Regions from separate parts of the Homo sapiens genome. Here region 1 is linked to region 2. Evidence: chromatin contacts called from ENCODE Hi-C or POLR2A ChIA-PET data. All regions are on one chromosome and are shown on one strand. Each heading gives the region's core, a stretch centred on a gene start or an enhancer-like site at or near the end of the contact. The rest is flanking DNA. Distances are from core to core; before and after follow the strand shown.

The links. A loop is a pair of places that touch in the nucleus more often than their neighbours do. ChIA-PET counts read pairs that join two places held with the same protein, here RNA polymerase II (POLR2A). Pooled maps may share reads with other maps.
Region 1: a loop to region 2 is called in a pooled map, with 2.3 times the contacts of the local background. The contact joins the promoter of ADGRG5 here to the promoter of DRC7 in region 2. A Hi-C loop is called at or near these places in 2 of 50 pooled maps. POLR2A ChIA-PET finds 5 or more read pairs at or near these places in 6 of 52 experiments (OCI-LY7, WTC11, activated CD4-positive, alpha-beta T cell and 2 more).

What each region holds. Positions count from the first base shown.
Region 1 is chr16:57,540,997-57,544,100 of GRCh38, reverse strand. ADGRG5 (adhesion G protein-coupled receptor G5) reads right to left here and starts at 1,458. Exons shown (of 12, transcript NM_001304376.3): 1 at 1,400-1,458. RefSeq lists enhancers at 1-4, 1,509-1,678 and a silencer at 65-114.
Region 2 is chr16:57,693,543-57,696,690 of GRCh38, reverse strand. DRC7 (dynein regulatory complex subunit 7) reads right to left here and starts at 1,885. Exons shown (of 19, transcript NM_001289162.2): 1 at 1,839-1,885; 2 at 97-227.

The DNA.
Region 1 (3,104 bases), core at 209-2,708, 150 kb after region 2:
TTGCTTTGCAGACAAGTAAGACTCTATTTAGGCCAATAGAGAAATGAGGAGCTGTGGAGCACAGGACAGAGCCTTTGGAAGATGAGAATTTGATAACCAGTTGCAGTATTCAGTGCCTAGGCTGTGTGACACTGGGCAGGCACCTGACCTCTCTGTGTCTCAGGTTTTCTCATCTGTAAAATGAGGCCAAGGAAATCTATTTCCCAGAAAGAGAAATTCAAACAACAATTTCCCTGATCCTCTCCTGGGAATCAGGCCCTGAGAAAGGTCCAGGGCTCTGATCAAAGTCCTTGGCCAGGAATACATCTGAGCACAAGGCTTGGGAACCCCTGCCTTCCTCCCTACAGCTGACCATGCACCCCCGAAGCCCACCTCTCCCCAGCAGCACGAAGGCCTACTGAGCCAGCCATTCTCCGCACACAGCCCCACCTGCCCCTGCCAACCACAGTCTGGAGCCCCTGCCCCTGGCCTGGGTGAGGAATCAATCAACCTGTGGTCTCTGCAAAAAAGCACTAACAGGCCAGGAACGGTGGCTCACGCCTGTAATCCCAGCACTTTGGGAGGCCAAGGCAGGTGGATCACCTGAGATCAGGAGTCCGAGACCAGCCTGACCAAAGTGGCGAAATCCCGCCTCTACTAAAATTACGAAAATTAGCCAGGCATGCTGGCTGGTGCCTGTAATCCCAGCTACTCAGGAGGCTAAGGCAGGAGAATCGCTTGAACCTGGGAGGTGGAGGTTGCAGTGAGCCGAGATCGCACCACTGCACTCCAGCCTGGGCAACAAAGCAAGACTCCGTCTCAAAAAAAAAAAAAAAAAAAAAAGCCCTAAGAAATGCTATAGTAACCCTATTTCCCAGGTTGGGAAAGAGAGGCCACCCTGGAGCCCAACAGGAAGTCTGTGACCAAGCCAGCAGCAGGTCCATTTACCTGAGACATGCTGTCCCCAGGATCCAATCCAGGTCACTCTGAAAGGAGCTGCACCTGCTCCAGATTGCCAAGCACAAACTGTGTGCCAGGTCCTCTACTGAGCCCCTGACAGCCATCCAAGGTGCAGGTTCCCAGACTCACCCCATTTTACAGATGAGAAACTGAGGTCCAGAAAAGAAACCTCTCTTCACTTGTCCCAGACCTCGCGGGGAAGCTAAGATTCGAGACCCATGCCTAACCACTTCTTAATTTAAATTGCCCCTCCTTCCAAAAGCACAGATCTCTACATTGCCCCAGATGTGGAGCTGCCAACCAGAAAGGGAAGGAGGGTGGGTCCCCAGCTTGCTCACCAGGATATCACCAGGTCTGTGCCCACCTGGACATGGGTATGGCCAGTGCCCACTGAGGGGCCTGTGGATAAGGACAGAGAACTGGGCAGAGGAGAGTGGGGAGAGGCCCGGAGGAGGCTGACCTGAGAAGCTGCCGCTGCCGTCTCAGCTGCTGTCTCGGCTGCTGTCTTGTAGCTTCTGCAGGAAGAAGGGGAAGTCGGGAGGCGTCTGTGGGTGGCCTCTCCCTTTGCCCCACACCTGCACCCCCACTGCACTTCTCTCTGCTCCCTTCACCCCAGGCCCAGGCACCACACTCTCACTTCACTTCTTCTTTCACCAGCAGCAGCCTCTTTGCTTCCTTCGAGCTGTCGGTCATGCCCTGGTCACCCTTTGAGGGTATCACCCCGTAGAGTCTGCAGCTACTTCCTGGGGTGGCTGCTCCTCTGTGGAGGTGCTCAAGGACATGGCAACGTGGCCTTATGCAGTGCGCAAGACCCACCTGAGCTCTGCACCTTTGGGCAAGACATGTTGCCCCTCTGGGCCTCAGTTTTCCCATCTATAGAAAAGGGAAAATGATCCCTGCCTGACCTGACAATTGATGGCATATTGATGATGGCAAAGACCTCAGGCAGCAGCTTGGTCAGACTGCCTGGGTTCAAGTACCAAGCCCACCACTTACTGGGTGGGTGACTTGGGGCAAGCCACTCATGCTCTCTGAACCTGTTTCCCCTCTGTAAAATGGAGATAATGACAGTACCATCTTGCAGGGCAGTGTGGGGCTTACAAAAGGTAAGGCTGGCAAAGTCACTGGAAGTGCTCTATGAAGCCGTCATATTTCACAGATGAGGGACCTGAAGCCCAGAGAGGACCTGGGCCTGGCCCAGAGTTGCCAAGTGGCAGAGCATGGTGGAGAGGGGCCTCCCTGGCCACAGAGCCCAGAAAACATGAGGCTGGAAAGCTGGCCAGCTTCTCCTTGAGCCAGGCAGCTGGATAGGCCTGTCCTGCATCAGCCATACCCTCTGAAGAGCTCTAAGGGAAAGCAAGGAGGTGTGTGTGGGGGATAGAGAGAGAGTGTTGGTAATGGGGAGACGGTGCTCTCTCTTGCCTGGGCCCCATCCAGACTCCTGGGAAAACTGACTCAGGAATGTGCTCTTCCAGCCCTGGGGGAAAGATGGAGAGGCAGCAAAAGGGAGAAACCAGACAGGTCCTAACATGGTCTCCCCGCTCTCTGCCTCACTGGGGCCCTTCCCGCATCAGCCCAAATACAGCTTGCAGGTAGTACAAGTGGCCTCTGCTGAAGCAGGAGGGAGCTGCTCCTTGGAGGGCAGCCAGGTCCCCACCCCAGCTGCACGGTGAAGGTTTTGCAGGGACACCGGTGCACCTGTGTCCTGACTCCTGGGCTACACTCCCTCTGGGTGACTTGGGCAAGCCTTGGCCCTTCTTTGCGCTTCGGTTTTCTTTGATCAGGATCCAGACCTTGACCTCCAGGCTCTTCCTTTCCGAGGTCACCCAGCTACCTCTAGGATTGCCATGCCAACCTCCTCCTTCCTCATGCTGAATGTGAGCCCAACTGGCTATTCTTAGGGCTCAGGAGGAGGCCCTGCCTACCCCATAGCCCCTCTAGCCTGGGTCTGTACCAGCCTCACTGTGCCTTGCTTCAGTTGGGGGCTAAGTTAGTGCCCGTTACTTAGCCCTGCACTCCTGATCCTGAAGCTCACTACCAAGATACTCTCCTGCTCAAAAGCCAGTGGTGAGGCTGGGTGCGGTGACTCAGGCCTGTTATCCCAGCACTTTGGGAGGTGGAGGCAGGCAGATTACTTAAGGCTAGGAGTTTGAGACCAGCCTGGG
Region 2 (3,148 bases), core at 636-3,135:
CATTCTGTGATCCACGCAGAGACGCCACATGTGCTCACCATATGTCCTGTGGTCACAGAGCAGAGCCACACTGAGCGGGGACTGCTAGTCACCTACCCAAAGATCCAGTCTCCTCTTCTATACGGCAGAACCCCAGTTGTGTGGGGGGCAGCAGTGTGCCTGGTTTGAATTGCTCAGCTTCCCAGATTCTCTTGCAGCTAGAGGTGGCCCTGCGATGTGACCCGGTTCTGGCCAATGAGATGTGGGCAGAAGTGATTGGGGAGCCCTCTGCCCTTCTCCTCCTCCCACCTGGAATGTGGAGATAAAGTGGGAGGTGGGGCAGCCAAGGCGAGACCATGAGGTGGCCACACATGAGGGCTAAAGCTGCCTGCTATGGACGGCAGGGCCGAGAGATGGGGGAGCTGGGGTCCCCAGCAGTGCCACAGAGGCCTGGAGTGCCACCTCTAGCCTTTCCTTATATAAGAAACCTCAGCTTCTATGGGGGTCCCTGTTCCACACCACCCAACGCCATCCCAGCTGATGCACTATCTGCAGCCTCCCAGCTGGGGTCTTTCCATTTCTGTCCTCGAACATCTGTTTTCCTTACGGCAAATGGGGGTCCAGAGATGAGGAAAACAAACGAAACCCACAGGACAAAGGGGGCGAGTAGTAAGGAAAAAAAGCAGAATCCCCTTGATTTTCTAATCATCCCCCACTTCCCTGGGTGAAGCCAGGAGCAAGAGGGCAGAAGGGAGCAGCAGATAAAGGCTGGCCCCAATTTCCAACTCCACACCCACATGGGCCACCTCGGCCTCCTAGGGAGGTGAGTCCCTGGCCACCAGCCACGACTGAGCCTGGTTGGGGAAACCCTGGCTTTGCCAGTAGCTCCTGCTGGACCCTTGGGTCACTGTCTGCGCCTTTCTGTGCCTTAGTTTCTCTTTATAGTAGGAAGGGAGGGCAGATATTTTCTGTCCAATTCTGACATTCTGTGCTCTGGGACTCAGGAGGGGACGAATGCTCATCTGGCTGGAAGCCACCCAAGGCCTAGGTAGCCCAACACCATTCAGGACCCCAGATCCTCAGGGGAGAACCTCTAGCCAAGCAGCACTTCTCAGTGATCAGATCCATTTGTTGGCCTCTTGGTCCCAGAGACAATGAGCCCAGGAAGGGCAGTCATCACCATTACAAGGCATTTACAGTTTGCTGAATGCCTACTGTGTGTCAGACCTGTGCTGAGGGTTGTACGGAGATCATCTCACTTATCCTCTACTGACTCTATGAGGCAGACACTGAGGACACCCACTTTGCAGATGAGAAGATTGGGGCCCAGAGAAGTTAAGTGCACTGCTTAAGGTACAGCCAGTAAGTAGCAGGTCTGGGATTTGAACCCCTGTATTTCTGGTTGTGAAACCTGTGTGTCTCAGGCTGGAAGAGATATGAGATGGGGAAGTGCTAGAAGGGATGGTGGGGGTGGGGGAGTGGTGGGCAAGGAAAGAAGTAGGCTGAAGAGGAAGCCGACGTGTCAGTCCCAGAACACCATCAGAGGCAGAGCTGGGGAGAAGAACCCACAGCACTTTATTCCCTACACAGGTGGCCTCTTCAGCTATAGCCCAGTGTGGGGAAGGCAGTCTTATCTCAAGGTTCCTTAGATTCTGCCCCAACCCACCGGCCCTTCCCTGCACCCCCTCTCCACCAGCAACTTCCTCCTCCCAACACACATAAACACGCACACACACCCCACCAACAACTTCCCCAGAAAGATCAGGGCTGGAGGCCCCCAGGCAGAAGGGGGCCACCAGCCTCACCCTTTCCCTGCCAGACAGGGTCCAGCCACCCCAAGTCCCTTGCTCCCTCCTCACCCCTCCGAGGACAGCCTGCTCTAGCTGTTAGCCATCTCCATGGTAACAACCTGGGAAGCTGAACGCCGGTCCTGGGAGAGGAGGCTTCTGGGAAATGTAGTCTTCCCAGGTTTCATGGGTCCTTCTGCCAGCGGTGCACTGGTATAGTGGGGCATCAACTTGATAGTTGTTAAACTTTCCAAAATTTTTGTGAAACACAGCCATTATTAAAAATTAAGAGGGCTGGGCACGGTGGCTCACACTTGTAATCCCAGCACTTTGGGAAGCCAGGGCGGGAGAATCCTTTGAGCCCATGAGTTCAAAACCAGCCTGGGCAATATATAGTGAGAACCTCTCTAAAAAAAAAAAAAAAAAAAATTGGCCATGGGGTTATTTACACCACAAAAATTAGCAAACGCCAAGACCAGGGCTTTTCCTCTGAGCCAGCCAGTTGTTAAACATTTACCAGCACAGCACAGCCCCTGCCCCACGGCATGCCGAATGTGGCCTTGATCGAGACAGACAGAAACCAGTGTGGGGCCTGGAGTAGCTGCCAGCTGCGGTGGACAGAACCAGGCTGCCTTGACTGAGTCCTGGGTTCTAGTCCAGGCCGGAGCTGTGATGTAGAACATTACCTCGAAGTACGGGGAAAACCTATCCATTAGGCTAGTGGCTCATGAAAATGTTTAATTTCTTTTAAATTCAGAAGAAAAAAATGAGAATAATAATGACTATATAAGTGTGAATCTGCCCTGAATTATATCTGTGTTTTTACCAATACAGTCCTAAAATATAATCTTCACTGTTTTATTTTTGGAGGGAGGGGTGCATGGGCCTTTTTTGGTCAGGGGATAGGGCTGCCAGGAGGGAATCCAGACTGTCACTGTGCTGACAAGTTTGCACAGTTAGTGTTACTGCTAGAAACTTAGGAATTGCCTCAATTCTCATGAATAGAGAATGATGTTCCCCCTCCCAGCTGGAATATCATGCAGCCATAAAAATAAGCTGTAAAGGATCAATTGCACTGTGGAGAGCTCACGAGACAGTGTGTGTAGTATTTCAGACTTGGTGCTAAAGGATCAATTGCACTGTGGAGAGCTCACGAGACAGTGTGTGTAGTATTTCAGACTTGGTGCTAAGCAACTCGTAATTACCTCTGTGGGGAACTGGCTGGGATGAAGGCAGGAAGGGAGGAGGGAGGAGAAAGGAAAACAGGTGATGCGTTATGCTAGTGGGATGCAGCATAGGCTTCATTGTCCTTTTTCAACCCTATGCAACACTTCATTCCTTTTACATATTTATTCATTCCTTTTTCTCTTCATACCCACTTT